Regions from separate parts of the Homo sapiens genome. Here all the other regions are linked to region 1. Evidence: read pairs that join two places in POLR2A ChIA-PET (ENCODE). Cell type or tissue: OCI-LY7. All regions are shown on one strand.

Region 1 (4,000 bases):
AAGGATAAAAAGAAAGGAGTCACGTAAGGAAGGGGTAGCAGTAGAGATGTGAAGGGAACAGGATGGAAGGAATAGCTTAGGTAAAGGTACAGAAGTATGGAAGAACATAACATACACAGAAGAAAAACAACACTGAAAAAATGCCAGGGGTTTAAGTATTAGAGATGAGACAAGAGAAAGAGACAAGGGCAGACTGCTAAGGACCTTGTTTAAGGAGTACAGATTTCACCTTAAAGTCAGTGAAGACTTTAACGTGGGATGTGATGTCACAAATTTGAATTTTAGAGAAGCCATTCTTGCATCCTTTTGGAAGATGATTGGAAGGGTGCATGAACTCAAAGCTGAGGGGCAAGTAAGGGTCTACTGCAATGGCAGAGGAAAATAAATAATAAAGGGTAGAACTAGAGCAGTGGGGCTGTATGGAGAAGAGGGAGTCAGCATGGAGAGACATTCTGGGGTAGAACGTTAGCATTTCATAGCTTGACTATCTGGACATAGTCAAGGAGAATGGAGAGTAACTTCCCTATTTGTAGTTTTGGCGATTAGATGGACGATGGTGCAGATCACATTGGTGGGGAATACAGCAAGAGCACTGGACTAAAGAAATCATGTGGAAGTGACTATAGTTAAAATAATACATTATGTTGACTGGTTCTCAAATCAATGTTCTTTTTTTCCTTTTTTTTTTTTTCGAGACAGAATCTCGCTCTGTCACCCGGGATGGAGTGCAGAGGCGTGATCTCAGCTCACTGCAAGTTCCGCCTCCCAGGTTCACGCCATTCTCCTGCCTCAGCCTCCTGAGTAGCTGGGACTACAGGCACCTGCTGCCACGCCCGGCTAACTTTTTGTATTTTTAGTAGATACGGAGTTTCACTGTGTTAGCCAGGATGGTCTTGATCTCCTGACCTCGTGATCCGCCCGCCTCAGTGTCCCAAAGTGCTGGGATTACAGGCATGAGCCACCGTACCCGACCTCAATGTTCTTTCAAAAAGCATGTGATTCTTCACTGTATCTCTTCAAGACTGCTAATTTCCATATAAGGGTATTTTAATAAACTTTACAGAGTCATGTAGCTCATTTAGTTAATAGTGATGATAAAAGTGATCTGAAGTCATATAGCTAACAGTGACAGTGAGTCATATTGTTCTGAAAACAAATCATGTCACCAAGGTGCCATTTTATCTTCTTATAATGCAATGACTAATGTTCATACAGCAAAATCTTGAAATGTTTTCTAAATAATTGAAGGAAAAGAAAGATATATTTAATATTAGTATTAAGTATGTTATATGCAATTCTTGGCAGAGAATAATTGATATTAATATGTAGCACAATCATAGTTATTCTTCAGAATTTTCTTATTATCTAACAGATTAAAGCTTTTATCTTATATAAGAAACAAAATGGTTATCACACAGAAGACTTTTCAAAGATGTGTAAAAGCTTTTGGCTGGGCGCAGTGGCTCACGCTGGTGGCTCACGCGGTGGCTCAGGGAGGATCATCTGAGGTCAAAAGTTTGAGACCAGCCTAGCCAACACAGTGAAACCTCGTCTTTACTAAAAATACAAAAATTAGCTGGGCATGGTGGCAGGCGCCTGTAATCCCAGCTACTAGGGAGACTGAGGCAGGAGAATCGCTTCAACCCGGGAAGCGGAGGTTGCAGTGAGCCAAGATCACACCACTGCATTCCAGCCTGGGAGATAGAGTGATACCCCCGTCTCAAGAAAAAAAGAAAAAAAAAAAAGCTTTAATATGAGATTAAAAACAACAAACTAACAGAAACATATAGAAAGAAAAGCTTACTCTATGTTGGGAATGACTGAAGAACAATAATTTTAAATAAATCTATTTTGAACTTTTGCAATAATTGTTCTTAGAGTATAAAACTGGACAGAAAATGAGTCCTTGATTGTGAAAGAAAGAAGTGAAAGTACTAAAAAGACCTTAGCGTATAAAACTGGACAGAAAATGAGTCCTTAATTGTGAAAGAAAGAAGTGAAAGTACTGAAAAAGACCTTGTAATAAAACACCATTTAGTTAGCCTGATGACACTTATTTGTATGAGACAATCATGAACTTTTATTCTATCCTCATTTACAAAAAAAAAAAAAAATTATAATAGAGTCTTAGGACCCTTAGAATATCTATATATCTATATCCATAACTATATCTATCTATTCTTAATGGCGTCTCAGGTATCATATTTCTACTCAATAATAAGAAAATTTACTTAAGTAACATTTTCTCTGGATTGAAATCTGTTAAAGGGGTTAGTCAAAAAAATTAACCAGCCAGGCTTGGTGGCTCACACCTGTAATCCCAGCACTTTGGGAGGCCGAGGCAGGTGGATTACCTGAGGTCAGGAGTTCGAGACCAGCCTGGCCAACATGGGGAAGCCCCATCTCTACTAAAAGTACAAAAGTTAGCTGGGTGTGGTGCCAGGCACCTGTAATCCCAGCTACTCAGGAGGCTGAGGCAGGAGAATCACTTGAACCCGGCAGGCAGAAACTGCAGTGAGCCAAGATTGTGCCATTGCACTCCATCCAGCCTGGGCGACAACAGCAAAACTCCATCTCGAAAAAAAAAAAAAAATTAACCATAAATTTACTTGTCCTCATTGCTACCTTTTCTTGGTAACAGTATAATCAATGATGAACTTCACTGAGTTAGGACTTGTCATCAGAAAGGATTAATATACTCATCCATGGAGCCAATTAACCTATTATATGACTTCAGGCAAGAAATCTCACCCCTTTGAAGCTTCAATTTCCTCATCAGTAAAATGAGAGGGTTGGGCTTGTTCAGTTTTTTCCCTTGGAAACCATGCACATTCATAATAGTCATAATGACATATAGCAGCACTGATTCTCAAAGGGAGAGACATATTAATATACCTGGAACCAGAGAAATGACATGTTCTGTTTGGAAAATCCCACAAATGATTGATACCAAATGAACTAGATCCTTTCTACTCTCTGGTCTCAGAACATCAACACTGGCATAACCAGGAAAGCTTTTAGACAAGGGAAGCTGTAGACTTCAACACTACCACTGAATCAGGTTTTGCACTTTAACTAGATCCCCAAGCAATCTGTATGTGCATTAAAGTTTGAGAAGCACTGGCCTAGATCACTCTCCTAGCTAGCATATTATAATTCCATGATTTCACAGTTGGCTTCATCAAGGGCAACCAACATACATGTATATAAGTAGAAAGCCCTAGGAGGAAGGAAATAATAAAGATTAGATCAGAAATAAATTAAAAAGCAAAAACAACTACTGAGAAAAATCAATAAAATCCAAAGTTGGCTCTTTGACAAGATTAACAATACTGACATTTAGCTAGACTGATCAGTAGAAAAGGGAGAAGATTCAAATTACTAAAATCGGGAATGAAAGAGGGGACAGTAGTATTGACATTACAGAAACAAGGATTATAAGGGAATACTACGGACAACTGTATGTCAACATATTAGATAATCTAGACAAAATGGACAATTTCTTAGACACAAACTACCAAAACTGACATAAGAAGAAATAGGAAATCTGAACAGACCTACAAGTAAAGATCCTGAATTAGTAATAATAATAAAAAAATAGCATACAGAGGAGGCCAGGACCAGATAGTCTCGTTGTTAAAATCTACCAGTCATTTAAGGAATTGACACCAATCCTTGACAGACTATTCCAAAAATTAGAAGAGAGAACTTCCGAACTCATTCTATGACACTAATATTACCTTGAGACCAAATCAGATAAAGATATCATAAGAAAACTATAGATCAATACTCCTTATGAATACAGACACAAAAATCCTTAACAAAATACTGGTAAACCAAATCCAGAAACATATAAGAAGGATTATATAACTGGACCAAGTGGGATTAATCACAGAATGCAAGGTCGGTCCAACACACAAAACTCAATCAGTGTAATACACCAAATTAACAGAGTAAAGAAAGACATCACATGGTCATTTCATTAGAAGCAGACAAAGTA
Region 2 (4,000 bases), 74 kb after region 1:
CTGAGGTCAGGAGTTTGAGACCAGCCTGGCTAACGTGGTGAAACCCTGTCTCTACTAAAAATACAAAAATTAGCTGGGCGTGGTGGTGCACACCTCTAGTCCCAGCTACTCGGGAGGCTGAGGCAGGAGAATCGCTTGAACCCAGGAGGTGGAGGTTGCAGTGAGCTGAGATCGCGCCACTGTGCTCCAGCCTGGGTGACAGAGCAAGACTCTGTCTCCAAAAAAAAAAAAAAAAAAAAAAAGAAGACTATAGTTGAATGCGTATTACGTTGTTTTTTTAATTTTTATTATTATACTTTAAGTTCTAGGGTGCATGTGCACAACGTGCAGGCTCGTTACATAGGCTCGTTACATGTGCCATGCTGGCCCATTGCATCCATCAACCCGTCATTTACATTAGGTATCTCTCCCAGTGTTATTCCTCCCTCTGCCCCCCACCGCATGACAGGCCCCAGTGTGTGATGTTCCCCACCCTATGACCAAGTGTTCTCATTGTTCAGTTCCCACTTATGAGTGAGATCATGTGGTGTTTGGTTTTCTGTCCTTGTGATAGTTTGCTCAGAATGATGGTTTCCAGCTTCATCCATGTCTCTGCAAAGGACGTTAACTCATCCTTTTTTATGGCTGCATAGTATTCCATGGTGTATATGTGCCACATCTTCTTAATTCAGTCTATCATTGTTGGACATTTGGGTTGGTTCCAAGTCTTTGCTATTGTGAATAGTGCTGCAATAAACAGCATATTACGTTTTTTCCCAGCATCACAGACTAGGCTAGGATGACTGAAGCTGTCAAAAGAAGTAGCTTTTCTTAAAAATGTGCATAAAGGTAGTAATAGTAAAAATAATAATTTGATATAAGAGTTATATTGGGAAAATGTATTCTTGGTGTTAGTACCTATCAATATATTTGGATAATTTAATATAACCCCAGAAACATGCTGAACTATTTTTGGATGCAAAAAAGAAAGAAAGATTATTTTTAGTTATAAGAAAGAAAATGGATGAAGTTTGCCATCTGCTTTCATTTCATCTAGTTTCATCTGTCAGAAACCACTTACTCTGAAACAAATATGTCACAGATTCTTTTTGCAAATAAGGTCTGTATCTATTTTAAGTCCCAAAAGTCCTAAAAGTGACTTGGAAGTAAAATATAGAGCTTCTACTGAAATATTTGGTAAATATTTGAAGCTTTTAATCTTTAATTTAACTTAATTTAAAATAACTGACTGGATGTTCCTCACCACAGATTTATGCTTTCTCCTTATTAGGGAAAATGAACTTAGTATGGCACTTACATATGATGTAAACACTCTGAATAGAAGAGTTAGAACAAGAAAATTGTATTTTCTTACCTACTTTTCCAACTAAATCTTTAGAGTTCCCTTTTGGTGTTCTTTCATATCCTTTTTTGGGGTGCCATCTGATATTGCTCTTTATGAACACCTCTCTGCATCTAGAAAACAGGTTTGGTAGCCTTCATTACAAAATGAAGAATTTAGTGAAATTACGACACTGCTTTCCCTTCCAAACTCTAATTCAACTAAAAACTTGGCAATTACTTTCTAAACATTATTTAATCCCTTTTAGTTTTTTCTTTTCATGGGAAAACTTGTAACTACAATTATTTTGATTTAAATATTGACCCAGTGATAATTATAGCTTTGGTGGTGAAGGTCTTTTGAAACACAGCCCATGTTAAAATTTTTTCTTTAGTCACCCCTCATTCTCTATAGAATCAAGTTCTTATCTCTAAGCCAATATTCAGGGCCTGCCTTTATCTGGCCCCAACTTATTTTTCCAGCTGCTTTCCCACTTTCATGAATTATATGTTCTAGCCAAACTATGTACTCATTTTTTTTTCTCTTTTTGAGATTTTTATTCTCTTGGCCTCTCTTTGGGCTGTCTCATATTTCAATGCTTATATGGCCTTCAAGGCCCAGCTAAGATTGTGTCTTCTCTAGGCTGTCTTCTCTGATATACTTCATTCTATTAACATCTAATAGTCCCTAACTCTTCCTTTCTTAGGGATTTCTAAACATTTTCTCCTTTGTGTTAAGACTAGTTATGTACTTGTCTTGGCCGGGCGTGGTGGCTCATGCCTGTAATCCCAGCACTTTGGAGGCCGAGGTGGGTGGATTGTTGGAGGCCAGGAGTTACAAAAATTAGCCTGGTGTGGTGGTGCATGCCTGTAGTCCCAGCTACTTGGGAGGCTGAGACAGGAGAATTGCTTGAATCCAAGAGGCAGAGGTTGCAGTGAGCTGCGATCACGCCACTGCACTCCAGCCTGGGCGACAGAGCGAGACTCCATCTCAAAAAAAAAAAAAAAAAAAAAAGATTTAAGCAGGGGCCAAGAAATGGGAAGTTAAGTTTTGTATATGTTTGATTTGAGGTGTCTGTGAAGCTATTTAAGTGTCTAGATGTCTTCTAGATGGTTTGATATATGGATCTCTTTAGAGAAAGAAATTTTTGATGTCTTTAAAATTCAGTTGAAACGTGGGACCATATTTGATATTTAACTAAAGGCAAATAAAATATAATTTTGGGTTGTTCTGACTTAAGTAACTAGCACACGTGAACTAGTAGACCAAAAGTGTTATACTACCTACCTGCTACTAGAGTTATAGGACTACATATCTCCAGGTGTCAAATTAAAAAGGCTTGGATTGGCTGGGCGCAGTGACTCATGCCTGTAATCCCAGCACTTTGGGAGGCCGAGGCAGGTGCATTGTTTGAGGCCAGGAATTCGAGAGCAGCCTGGCCCACATGGTGAAACCCCATCTCTACTAAAAATACAAAAATTAGCTGGGTGTGGTGGCCCAGACCTGTACTCCTAGCTACTCAGGAGGCTGAGGCAGGAGAATCATTTGAACCTGGGAGGCGGAGGTTGCAGTGAGCCAAGATTGCACCACTGCACTCCAGCCTGGGCAACAGAGTGAGACTCTGTCTCAAAAAAAAAAAAAAAAAAAAAAACCAAGCTCTGTTAAATTTCAATAAGGTATTAGAAATTATTAAAAATGACCTAAGAATTTAATAAGCTATTTGCAAATGTGATCTTGATCTATATCTATTTTGGGTAGAGATATATTATTTATGCTATGAGCAAAGGGGAATCATTGGAGGGTTTTAAACAGGGAAGGATTGGAAAATTGACAGAAGGAAGTTGGTGCAAGATGGTGATAGTCATCAGAGTGATGCGTTTTTGTGTCTAAATCAGGGTCCTGGGAATATGGATATGAAAAGTAGGCAGATCAAGAGCTAAGCATTATGCTAAAGTAATTGTTTATATGTTGTAGCCATGTTCTAGCATATTCCATGCTTTACACTTATCAATTTAATTTTCATCAATCTTGTGAAGTATGTACTACAGTGATGCCCATTTTATAGATGAAACAGAGAAAACAAGATTTTATAACTTGTCAGAGTCCCATTTGCACCCAGGCAATAACTGACTCCACAGCGTTTGCTCTTTTGTTCAGTAGGAAGACTAAGTAGAAGTGTCTCTTAAGACACATCTTTACAGTTGCATCTGATATTTTAAAAATAACTGACTGGATATTCCTCACCACAGATTTATGCTTTCTCGTTATTAGGGAAAATGAACTTAGTATGGCACTTACATATGATGTAAACACTCTGAATAGAAGAGTTAGAACAAGAAAATTGTATTTTCTTACCTACTTTTCCAACTAAATCTTTAGAGTTCCCTTTTGGTGTTCTTTCATATCCTTTTTTGGGGTGCCATCTGATATTGCTCTTTATGAACACCTCTCTGCATCTAGAAAACATTAATATATAAAATTACACACATATGAAGAAAAGTGATAAAGTAATATGCCAGCTGAGTAAAATGGTATACAAGATACAAGATGAATTTATTAGCAATGAAGAAACAAAGTAAAAGAGTGAACAGAATGGAATGACATTTAGACCTACTTGAATTAGTTTGAAAGATTTTAGGGTTTTTTATGAGGATGAACAGGAAGGAAAGAGAAATAAAT
Region 3 (4,000 bases), 81 kb after region 1:
GGAACACTGATAAGTTATTTCTAAATCTAAAAGATTTTTGGGTTACTTGGAATTTACAGGTTGACATTTAATTCAAGGTTTCTTGTAGACTTCATATTTTCCCTCCTAATTTTTAGAGCTGATTAAGCAGTACTATTTATTAGTAAAATTTGTTTTCCATATAAAGTTCAAGGACAAATGGGAAATGTGAATTATTACACTAAATGTAGAAATTAATCCATTAAAAGGAAAATCAAGAGATTTCAGCTGCATTTTGGATTTAAGGCCAAGAAGCCTGTTAAAAAATATCATCGTCCCTTTTAAGAGTTCAAGTGGCAAAATGCCAGGCTGCTATCAAGACTCCTTTTATATTAGGGAAGGCTTTCAAGGGGAGAAATGAGATGACATTAAAATAGAGAATAAAGGAGAGATTGGCCTTTTATGATAAGTATTCATGTTACCTTATGGATAAAACCCAGACTTTGAGTCTGTGTGATAGTATGGATTATGAGTTAACTTGAGATGAACTACTGCACCCAAAATGTGCTTATTAATGGACTGATATTGATAGAGATAGGACTTTAGATGTATGCTGCAAAAGTCTATCTTAAGCACTATCCCATTAAACATTTTTCTTAATGACTTCAGTAAGGATCCGATGGCATGTGTCAAGTTTGCAGATACTGTAAAGCTGAGAGAAAGAACTAATGTGCAAGGTTTCTGAATCTGGATTTAAAAAGAATCTGAGACATTGTAATGTTGGTCTGAGTTTAGCAAGATAAAACTTAGGGACCAATGCTAAATCTCATGCCCAAATCCTAACTTGTTTAAATTTTAAATATGGGAAAGTCATTACTTTATAGAAACATATTTTTAAAAATGAGATTGTACACTTTAATTGAAGCCAATAGTGTAACATAGCTGCCAAAAAAGAGATATTATCATCTTAAGTGGGATTTATTGAAAAATGTTAAGTTCAGCTGTTGTTTGTACTGTCCAGATTACACTTGACTATTGAATATGTATCTAGATACTACTCTTTAAATAGGACATTGACAATATGGAGCCTATCCACAAAAGAGACTAATATTGTTAGAAGACATAAACTTAGAGGCAGTTTTCAACTCCTTGTAAAAACGTTCTCCATTCATCCTTCATTCAATCAATATACTTGAGGCAATCCTGCGCTTGTTCTTGGAAACAGAAGTAAGCAACAAGACAATGCCGCTCTTAAGGAGCTTTTATTTTAATGAGGAGGAGACAGTTACGACTAAGTAAACTAAAGAATTTCAAACAATAATAAAAACTATGAAGAAAATAAAACAGGGCAATATGATAATGATTGGTAATTGGTTAGGAAGATTATCAGCCAGAAAATTTCTCTCTGAGGCAATGACATTGGAATTGAGACTTGGTGGTAAGGGGCCAGCCATGCAAGGCTATGGAAAGTGTTGCAGGCAGAGGGACTAAGACAATACGAAAGCCTTGAGCAGAGTAGCTGGAGAGAGATGAGTGGAAGGGGGAGTTGCAGGAAATCAGGAAGGCTAATGACTCTGAATTTATTCTAAGTGTAATGAGAAGCCACTGGAGGGTTTTAAATCAGATATGATCTGATTTACCTTTGAAAAGATCACTTTTCATGGTAAGTGGACAATGAATTGTGGCAGGTAAGACTAGAGAAGAGTTTGGAACAGTGAACAGTTTAATGAGTTATAACATGAAACCATATTTTCGTCCAATTATTGCCTCTCAATTACTATAATTGAATTTTTCTTTGCCTTTTTGACAATGTTTTAAGAAGATTCCGTAATTTAAAAATATTTTTTCATTATTAAAAAATCTAGTTTATTTGCTGTGATTGTAAAAGTGCCATAAATAGTAAAGCTCATTTTTTAAAAGTCTAGTTCAGTCTAAAAGCTTGTATCTCAAACTCACTCTTAATTTCAAGTCTCCAATGCTAAACAAGATGGAATAACGGTGCAGATTTTCCCTGCCATTTGAACCAACTAGAAAAAACTGACAAAATTTAAGAAACACTGGTTTTCTTTTTATTATTATTATTATTATTATACTTTAAGTTCCAGGGTACATGTGCACAACATGCAGGTTTGTTACATATGTATACATGTGCCATGTTGGTGTGCTGCACCCATTAACTCATCATTTACATTAGGTATATCTCCTAATGCTATCCCTCCCCACTCCCCCCACCCCATGACAGGCCCTGGTGTGTGATATTCCCCATCCTGTGTCCAAGTGTTCTCATTGTTCAATTCCCACCTGTGAGTGAGAACATGCGGAAGAAACACTGGTTTTCAAGACATTAGGCAATGCAGGACAGTGATTTCGGAGAGACTGGAAACAAATAAGGAGACCATTGCCCCATGTTGCCTTGGAGAGAGTTCCCAGGCCATGGCTTCACTGGAGGAATTCTGCCAAACATTTAAGGAAAAATAATACTAATTCTACACAGACTCCTCCAGAAAATTGGAGAGGGGGAAATACTTCTAAACTCATCTTTTCAGGACAGCATTATTGTAGTAACAAAACCATGCAAAGACATTACAAGAAAAGAACATTTTAAATCAATTATCCCTCATGAATATAAAAGCAGAAATTCTAAGCAAAATTTTGGTAAATAAAATTCAAAATTTATGAAAAGGATGTTATATCATAACTAAGTGGGGTTTATTCTAGGAATGTAAGGTTAGTTTAACATTTAAAAATAAATGTAATTCACCATATTAAACAAAAAAAGGAAAACCATATGGTTATCTCAATAGACAGAGAAAAAATATTTGACAAATATTCAATGTTCACTTCTGATAAAAACTCACAGCAAACCAGGAAGAGAAGGGAACTTCCTCAACTTGGTAAAGGGCACCCAAGAAAAACCTAACATCATACTTAAAAAACTGAATTCTGAAGATGTGAACTTTTTAATAGCTTTACTGAGATGTAACTGACATACAGTGCACTGCACACATTTGAACTGTACAATTTGATCAATTTTGACATGTGTGTACACCTGTGAATTCATTATCACCACTAAGATAATGAACATATTCATCATCTCCAAAAGCTTCCTTATGTCCTTTTATAGACTTATAGTCCCGCCTTCCCTTCTCTCTGTCCCCACCTTCCCAGATAATCACTGATCTGCTGTCACTATGCATTTGTTTGAATTTTCTAGAAAAAAATATAAATATATCCAAATATAGAATCATACACTATGTACTTCTTCTTTTTTTTTTTTTTTTTTTTTTTTTGAGACAGAGTCTTGTTCTGTCGCCCAGGCTGGAGTGCAATGGCGCGACCTCGCTCACTGCAAACTCTGCCTCCCGGGTTCAAGCGATTCTCCTGCCTCCGCCTCCTATGTAGCTGGGATTACAGGCACCCACCACCACACCCGGCTAATTTTTGTATTTTTAGTAGAGACAAGGTTTCACCATGTTGGTCAAGCTGGTCTTGAACTCCTGACCTTGCGTTCTGCCCAGTTTGGCCTCCCAAAGTGCTGGGATTACAGGAGTGAGCCACTGTGCCCAGCCTGTACTTTCTTAAAAAAATTTTTATCTGGCTTCTTTCCCTCAGAATAATTATTTTGAGATTCATCCATATTGTGTCTATTAATAGCTTATTCATTTTTATTATTGAGTAATGGATATACCACAATTTGTTTATCCAATTTGTTTTTGGACATTTAGACTGCTTCCAGCTTTAGGCTATTACAAATAAAGCTAACATATCTTCCAAGTGAACTTCCTCCTCACCCATCCTAAGTTGGAAACTTTGGACATTTTCATTTATACTTTATATAGCATGATCATGTATCATTTTTGATATTCCTGCACATCCACAACCCAAGGGGCCATGTCAGGTTCTCCCAGGAATGCTTTCCCCAAACTTCATTGCAGTTGGTAGCTGCATTTTCTGCAACTCCACAAGGAGTTAAGACATAATGATGACGACGATGATAATAATAAGTAACTAGTACTTACATAACACTTATTGTGTGCCAAGA
Region 4 (4,000 bases), 88 kb after region 1:
CAAGGATTTACTCAACTTGCTTTGGGAAGGCAGTCTAGCCTTGAGTTTATTTTTCAAGAATTAAAAAGGTATCCAGCTGACTATTAATTACTATTTTTTTTTGAGTGATTGAATAAGTCAGTTATTTAGAAACTTCAGTTGGGGGTGAGGATCTTTTAGAGTGGTTGATAGTTGTTTTGACCTCCTGACCACAAACTAAAATAATGTGCTTTCAGGTCTGTTTCTTTTTTTAATAAACTGTCCATGTGATGCCAGTATATTTTCCCTAAACTCAAGTAGTTGCTAAGTCCTACTGATAGTAGAAATTAAAATAGGAATAAACTTGGACAGTATAGTAATATTGCGTATGACAGTGCCTGACACTTTGTTCTTACAGACTTTCAATACATACTCTGAAGAAGTGCAATCATGTGCTAGCCTTTAATGTCTCTTTCATCCTGTCATTTCGTATTTCTAGCTTTGAAGTCTGCTTGCCTTACTTATGATTCTGAAGTACTCCTAATTACCTCTTAAAATTCTAGGAGTCCCTTCAAAAATTAGAGCTGAGAACCAGAAGTAACACGGATTTGATGCTGTTGTGTAACCAGCATATTCTTGGAACCAACCTTGCCTAAGAGACAGGAAATTCCAGCATGTTGGAGTGGGAGTGCAGGGGGTGCTCTGTCCAAAAGCTCAGTTAAAAAAAATGACATTAATTAAGTGAAAAAAATTTTACACAAAATACTGCAGTGATTCAGTTTGCTTTTGAGGCATCTCAAAAATCATCTTATGGGTTTGCAATTCTGAAAGGTGTAACTAGACAGAAGGTCCGTCTTAATGCTATCAAATTAAAATATGGCAACTTATTTATCTGGTATATACCCGCTTCTTTTTTTTTTTTTTTTTTTTTCGAGATAGAGTCTCCCTCTGTCACCCAGGCTAGAGTGCAGTGGTGCCATCTCGGCTTACTGCAGCCTCTTGCATCCAAGATTCAAGCGATTCTCCTGCCCCAGCCTCCCGCATAGCTGGGATTACAGGCCCTCACCATGTCCAGCTCATTTTTGTATTTTTAGTAGAGACGGGGTTTCACCATGTTGGCCAGGCTGGTCTTGAATTCCTGACCCCAAGTGATCCACCTGCCTCGGCCTCCCAGAGTGCAGGGTTTACAGGTGTGAGGCACTGCGCCCAGCCAAGTATCTACCAGCTTCTAATTCCAATTCCATGTTTGAGCTTATAAAATAACTGAAAGTAATCAAAATATATTTTGTAAGATATATACAAAATACAGATTTTGTGAGATATATACAAAATACAGATTTTGTGAGATATATACAAAATACAGATTTTGTGAGATATATACAAAATACAGATTTTGTGAGATATATACAAAATACAGATTTTGTGAGATATATACAAAATACAGATTTTGTGAGATATATACAAAATACAGATTTTGTGAGATATATACAAAATACATATTTTGTGAGATATATACAAAATATATATTTAAATCTGGTAGCTTGGTTAATTAAGGACTAGTATAAAAAATTAACATAAGATACACTTGGGACCTTAAAGGACTTTCATTTCTCTCCCCTTCCTTCATCTCTCCTCCTTCACTTACCTTCATTTATTATTCTAGGCATGACAAGTGTCAGATGTCTGATTTGAAGACTAATATGAATATATCTAGGTAATAAAATGGAAAATCCCTATTTCAACATTCTTAATGGAATCCTTCCTTGAAATTATTATTAGTCTTCTGGTTTAAACATTTATATAGTGTAAATGCAAAATAAAAATGATTGTATCAAATTATGGTTTTTATTTGGATGCTTTGCAAGAAAATACTTAAATGTGAGTCATACATTTTTCCAGTTCAGCATTTAAACTTCAGACTTCAACCACAGTTGTGATTGTTTTTAGTTTGTTAGCTGCCTGGAGTGTTATTTTAAGAAAGCAGAAGCACCATCATTTGCACACTCCTTATAGATCACACACCTTAACCCTGACTTTTTTTGCTCCAGTTTTTCAGAAGAAGTGAAGTCAAGATGAAGAACCATTTGCTTTTCTGGGGAGTCCTGGCGGTTTTTATTAAGGCTGTTCATGTGAAAGGTATGTGATATTTAGAAAATGATCCCAGATCAAAGGAAAAATATAGGACAGATCTGTTTTTCAGTTTTAAACATTTATGCCTATGCTTTGGTTGGCCAGTTAGCCAGCTACTTTTTCCTAACATGCTTTCATCTTTCTATGGCAGTTGTCTTTACATAGATAAGACTCTTTTTATTCTTTTTTCTCTTATCTTACTTACTTGTTTGCCTACTACAAACTAGAGAATAAGAAATTAGCTAACTACAGATAGTCCTGCTTATATGAATGTCCATATTGAATCTTAAAAATCTATAATCCTTCCCTTGAGTCTCTTAAATTAATATTCTGGAGAAATGAAATAATAATTACTGTAAGTACAACATGGAATGCATTGGGATTTTATTTCCCCAAAGAGGCTGGTATTGGTTTTAACAGCTTTCCTGGATCTGATCCCACAGATTTATTATGACCCTTTAACAATGTTTAATGTTATACAGGTTGCCTATAAATTGATGACTGAACTTTTGTTATTTTGTTTACTGATCTTTCAAACAACTTCAGAAAATGGAATACATTCTGAATTTAGAGGTACAGTATTAAATAATTTTCATTTAGAAGGACACACTAAAATTTGTCTGGATTGTTCCTATCACTGAGTCTGTGGTTCTTATTTCAAGATGAATAATGACAGAAATGTGATTAAGAATAGGCCTTATATATATATTTTATACTAATTTAGCATTAAGAATAACTTTCTAATGATTTAAAATATAAAATATTAGTAAAGCATGTACAATGTAAGTATATATACATATCTAAAAATATATGATATATATAATGGGGCTACTTCCCTATAAACCCTATAAAGTTGAAAGTTGAAAATATCATACTTTCAGCTTACAGTGACTTTATAGGGAGGTAGCCCCATTGTAGCTGAGGAGCATACTGAATACATATCACTTTCACAGCATCATAAAGTAGAAAAATCATAAGTAGAACCATGGTAAGTTGGGGACCATCTGTATATAAAACAGCTATCACTTACTGAATATGATATTCTAGGTATCATGCTAATTCCTTTACATATAATATTCCATTTAATTCTCTCAGTAACCATATGAGAATAAATACTATTATTACTTCTGACATACAGTTGAGCCAGTTGAGACTTACAGAGGTGAAGTAACTTACCAAAGTCATACAGCAAGCAAGAGTGTAAGCAGAACCCAGGCAATCTGACCCTATAGCCCGCACTCCTACTATCCTATTCTGCCTTGTGTAAGGCAATCACTTTTTAGTAAACTCATTATGGTCATATCTAGCATATGTTGTTAAATCTATTTTCTTATTTGTTTGAAGTGAATTAAATTTAACAAATATTTATTGAACACCTACTATGTGTCAGATGCTCTTGGAATAAAGTAAGGCACAGTCCCTAATAACAGGTTTGTTAGGAAAAATACTGCCTGTTGGTGAGAGCAAATGCTAGACTCTAAGTCTTGGTGAATTGAAAGTATTTGTAACTTTTCTGACAGCTATGTATTTCTGATAGATATTAGGCTGCCTAATATTTTTCTATATTAACTTCCCAGGTTTCTGGTAAGGAAGTAATCATATGCCGTAATAGAATATAGACATTTTCTATTTAAGACTTAATAGTCAAGTCACTCCTCAACAATCTATATTTTTGGTCAGGCATTATGTGCTCATTTATATTTCATTGAGAAAAAACTTTTAAGAGTCATGGATACACAAGTAGGAAAGAGGACATCATTTAAGTCATTTTACCTCTTTCAGATGTTAATGAGTTATTTCATTACCTTGAATTTACTCCATAATGTTTCTTTCCAATATTACACAGTGTCAGAAGATTCATTAGGAACTTATGAATAATGGTATAATAATGCATTATAAAGTACTTCAAACA
Region 5 (4,000 bases), 170 kb before region 1:
TGAGGCGGTGGATCACGAGGTCAAGAGTTCGAGACCAGCCTGAACAACATGGTGAAACTCCATCTCTACTAAAAATACAAAAAATTAGCCGGGCATGGTGGCACGCGCCTGTAATCCCAGCTACTCAAGAGGCTGAAGCAGGAGAATCGCTTGAACCCGGGAGGCAGAGGGTGCAGTGGGCCGAGATCACACTACTGCATTCCAGCCTAGGTGACACAGCAAGACTCCATCTCAAAAAAAAAAAAAACAAAATTCTTGAAAATGTCATTGATTAGTCAGGAAAAAAAATTGTTACTAAGAGGCACTATGCTAGGTGGTAGAGATTTAAAACAAACATTTTTTGAAAATGCCCCATCTTCAAAGAGATCATACACATGACAGTGGGTGGAGTACAATGTCTTTTTGGAAAGGACTATGATAAGGACTATAAAGGGCACTGAAATGGTATCTAACAAACTGGGAAGGGGGCACAGGCCAGGGAAAAAGTTGGCTCCTGAGCTAAAGAAATGGGGGTGGGGAGGAGAAGAATAACAGCCAGAATAACAGGAACGGCATTTACAAAGGCAGAAAGATGGAGCAAAGCAGGTTGAGAGAAATGCAAATAAAATCACTGAACACTGTGGGGGAGGGATGTTAGAGCAGGAAGGCACGGATGAGGCTGGAGTGGTAAGCAAACATCTCAGGGAGGCCTTCTATGCCTTGGAGTTTTGCAGACCACTTCCAGCCCATTCCAATATCTACCTGAAATGCCCAAGTGAACTACAGGAAGCGAGTGCACCGAAGGATTCCTACCACTTCCCCTCCATGTTAAAAACCAAGATGCTAAAGTGGAACAGCAGTGGCAGCAATGCCAAGAACAAGCAGGGGAGGCCCCCGCATCCACACAATAAAAACAGCATCTGACTAAAAACCGGAAGCTCAATTCGGCAAAATTCTTGCTGTTTTGAATAGGTGAATGCACTACACATATTTATAACTGTGGTATTGACGGCAATTTTTTTTTTTTTGAGACAGATTCTCACTCTGTTGCCCAGGCTGGGGTACAGTGGCATGATCTCAGCTCACTGCAACCTCCGCCTCCCAGGTTCAAGCGATTCTCCTGCCTCAGCCTCCCAAGTAGCTGGGATTACAGGCGAGTGCCACCATGCCTGGCTAATTATTGTATTTTTAGTAGAGACGGGGGTTTCATCATGTTGGCCAGGCTGGTCTCGAACTCCTGATCTCAGATGATCTGCCCACCTTAGCCTCCCAAAGTGCTGGGATTACAGGCATGAGCCACTGCGCCTGGCTGACAGCAATTTTTTTCTTTATATTCCTAATTTTTGATGAACACAGACTGCAATTATTTCACACATACACCCAAGAAAGTTTGTATACTCAATGCAATATCTTGCAGTGCAAGGGTCTTTAACCATCATTAGCCAGTGGACTTGGAACTGAGAGTTTAAAACAACCATTAAGGAGCACATCTATGTAACACGCTGGTCTCCAGTGCTAAGATTCTTGAGGACAGAGACCGCATCTTATTTCTTTTTTTTTTTTTCTTTTTTGAGACGGAGTCTTGCTCTGTTGCCCAGGCCGGAGTGCAGTGTCACAATCTCGGCTCACTGTAAGCTCCACCTCCTGAGTTTGCGCCATTCTCCTGCCTCAGCCTCCCAAGTAGATGGGACTACAGGCGCCCACCACCACGCCCGGCTAATTTTTTTGTATTTTTAGTAGAGACGGGGTTTCACCGTGTTAGCCAGGATGGTCTCGATCTCCTGACCTCATGATCCACCTCCCAAAATGCTGGGATTACAGGCGTGAGCCACTGCGCCCGGCACATCTTGTTTATTTCTAAACCCCTTCCTTTCTCCTCCCACCACCAGCAAGCACCTAACACTTCGCTTTTACACACAGGAGGTGTTCAATAAATGTTCATTTTATTATGCAATAATGCCATACATTTGTAAGACAGCTAAACAAAAAACTGGAATGCACAAACAGTTTATACACTGGGCTTGGGAATTTCATGAGTGGAGATAATGACAGTGTTTATACAGGACTCTGGTTTATGAAAAGCTTTCATATACATTCTGTCATTCAAGTCTCACATTAACCCAATGGAAGAAGCATTCGTTACCCTCCAGTAGGCAGAGGAAATAGAAACTAAGAAATTAAGTCATCTGCCCAAGGTCACATAGCTAGTGACAGACCAAAGACTCTGAATCTCGGATTTCCTCACTCATAGGCCACTGTTCTCTCCCATGACAATCTTCAGTTAATTAAAAAAAAAAAAAAAATGGCTGTAATCCCAGCACTTGGGAGGCCAAGGTGGACGGACTGCTTGAGCCCAGGAGTTCAAGACCACCTGGACAACATGGCAAAACCCTGTCTCTACAAAAGATACAAAAATTATCCAGGCATGGTGGCACACACCTAAAGTCCCGGCTACTCAGGAAGCTGAGGTGGAAGAATCACGAGCCCAGGAGGTTGAGGTTGCAGTGAGCTGAGAAGATACCACTGCATTCCAGCTTCGGTGACAGAGTGAGATCCTGTCACTCACACAAATAAGAAAATTATTGAAAACATATTTGCTAAGCAATGTCCTAATGTGCTGGGAAATAAAATGATGAACAAACCCTCAGTCCAGGAGGAGAAAACTTAGAATCCAGAAGGAGAAAAAAACACATTAAACAAGAAAATAATTGCAAGTGTGAAAGGACAGTACGGGGATCTACATTGAGGCTCCCTTATTGGGAATCTCTCAAAGACAGAACTGGTGTTATATTGAATCCAAGGATTTTTCTTATTCACCTTATCTCAAACCATTTAAATTAAATATACAGGCATCCACTTTGGAAGGTGCTTTCAAATCACCTAGGGATCTTATTAAAATGCATTATAATCCAATGATTAGGACCCGAAATCCTGCATTTCAAACATACTCCTAGGTGGTGCCAAAGATCCACACTTTGAGAGTCTACAGCAAACTTCTCAAGGATTATGGTTATGTAGAGACACTGATCCTCTCAATCCTGAGAGTACTTTCTGTCACCAGAGGACCAAGAGCAGTTTTTCTTCTGCTACATAAAATGACAGTGGTATTTTTCTTCCTTAATGTTAAGTGATATCAAAAAAGGCAAAGACATCACTAACAAGTATAGTTATCCCTAGACAACACCTTACAAATACATTCCCACTTGAAAGAAAGCTAAAATCAATAAAGCTCACCAGGCATGGTGGCTCATGCCCGTAATCCCAGCACTGTGGGAGCCTGAGGAGGGCAGATCACCAGAGGTCAGGCGTTCAAGACCAGCCTGGCCAATATGGTGAAACCCCGTCTCTACTAAAAATACAAAAATTAGCCGGGCACACACCTGTAAGTCTCTGCTACTCAGGAGGCTGAGGCAGGAGAATCACTTGAACCCAGGAGGTGGAGGTTGCAGTGAGCCCAGATTGCGCCATTGCACTCTGGCCTGAGTTACAGAGCAAGACTCCATCTCAAAAAAATAAAATAAAAATAAAATAAAATCAATAGAGCTCAACTAAAGCAAATTTTGGTTCCCAAATGTCTAGCTGTTTAAAATTGTAGTTTTTTTGTATAGTTTGGTTCTAACTATAATTAGAAATATAATTTTTAAAAAATGTTGGTTCTTCAACCCAAATGTCCATCAATGATAGACTGGATTAAGAAATTGTGGCACATATACACCATGGAATACTATGCAGCCATAAAAGAGGATGAGTTCATGTCCTTTGCAGGTACATGGATGAAGCTGGAAGACATCATTCTCAGCAAACTATCACAAGGACAGAAAACCAAACACCACATGTCCTCACTCATAGATGCATAGATGGGAAATGAACAATGAGATCAACTGGACACAGGGCGGGGAATATCACACACTGTGGCCTGCTGGTGGGTGGGGGACTTCGGGAGGGATAGCATTAGGAGAAATACCTAATGTAAATGATGAATTGATGGATGCAGCAAACCAACACGGCACATGTATACCTA

Evidence for each region. ChIA-PET counts read pairs that join two places held together with the same protein. Peaks named below come from ENCODE experiments on the same cell type or tissue, not always from the same donor. Only the 100,000 strongest peaks of a DNase experiment are listed, where the experiment ranks them.
Region 2: POLR2A ChIA-PET joins it to region 1 with 6 read pairs; 8 of 35 experiments call an interaction of 5 or more read pairs at or near these places.
Region 3: POLR2A ChIA-PET joins it to region 1 with 5 read pairs; 7 of 35 experiments call an interaction of 5 or more read pairs at or near these places.
Region 4: POLR2A ChIA-PET joins it to region 1 with 5 read pairs; 8 of 35 experiments call an interaction of 5 or more read pairs at or near these places.
Region 5: POLR2A ChIA-PET joins it to region 1 with 9 read pairs; 4 of 35 experiments call an interaction of 5 or more read pairs at or near these places.

The regions. Positions count from the first base shown.
Region 1 is chr4:70,752,643-70,756,642 of GRCh38, reverse strand. All of the region lies in intron 1 of RUFY3 (RUN and FYVE domain containing 3), which reads right to left. Among named protein-coding and RNA genes, the nearest start is that of RUFY3, 33 kb to the right of the region's middle. In OCI-LY7, no CTCF peak of the experiment used is centred here; DNase peaks (open chromatin) are centred at 232, 782, 1,462 and 1,972; H3K4me3 peaks cover 2,053 bases; H3K27ac peaks cover 3,498 bases.
Region 2 is chr4:70,678,954-70,682,953 of GRCh38, reverse strand. LOC101927297 (a long non-coding RNA gene) reads right to left here. Exons shown (of 4, transcript XR_938860.3): 2 at 3,677-3,777; 3 at 1,355-1,455. Among named protein-coding and RNA genes, the nearest start is that of UTP3, 7.6 kb to the left of the region's middle. In OCI-LY7, no CTCF peak of the experiment used is centred here; DNase peaks (open chromatin) are centred at 1,043, 2,373 and 3,462; H3K4me3 peaks cover 2,486 bases; H3K27ac peaks cover 3,624 bases.
Region 3 is chr4:70,671,252-70,675,251 of GRCh38, reverse strand. No RefSeq gene overlaps it. Among named protein-coding and RNA genes, the nearest start is that of JCHAIN, 6.7 kb to the right of the region's middle. In OCI-LY7, no CTCF peak of the experiment used is centred here; no DNase peak of the experiment used is centred here; H3K4me3 peaks cover 442 bases; H3K27ac peaks cover 2,952 bases.
Region 4 is chr4:70,664,521-70,668,520 of GRCh38, reverse strand. JCHAIN (joining chain of multimeric IgA and IgM) reads left to right here and starts at 2,013. Exons shown (of 4, transcript NM_144646.4): 1 at 2,013-2,094. The coding sequence starts at 2,031. In OCI-LY7, CTCF peaks have their summits at 751 and 975; DNase peaks (open chromatin) are centred at 420, 1,125, 1,950, 3,290 and 1 weaker place; H3K4me3 peaks cover 3,929 bases; H3K27ac peaks cover 4,000 bases.
Region 5 is chr4:70,924,547-70,928,546 of GRCh38, reverse strand. The region is part of intron 1 of MOB1B (MOB kinase activator 1B); the gene reads right to left. Among named protein-coding and RNA genes, the nearest start is that of MOB1B, 24 kb to the right of the region's middle. In OCI-LY7, CTCF peaks have their summits at 866 and 2,912; DNase peaks (open chromatin) are centred at 896, 2,156 and 2,968; H3K4me3 peaks cover 3,299 bases; H3K27ac peaks cover 3,677 bases.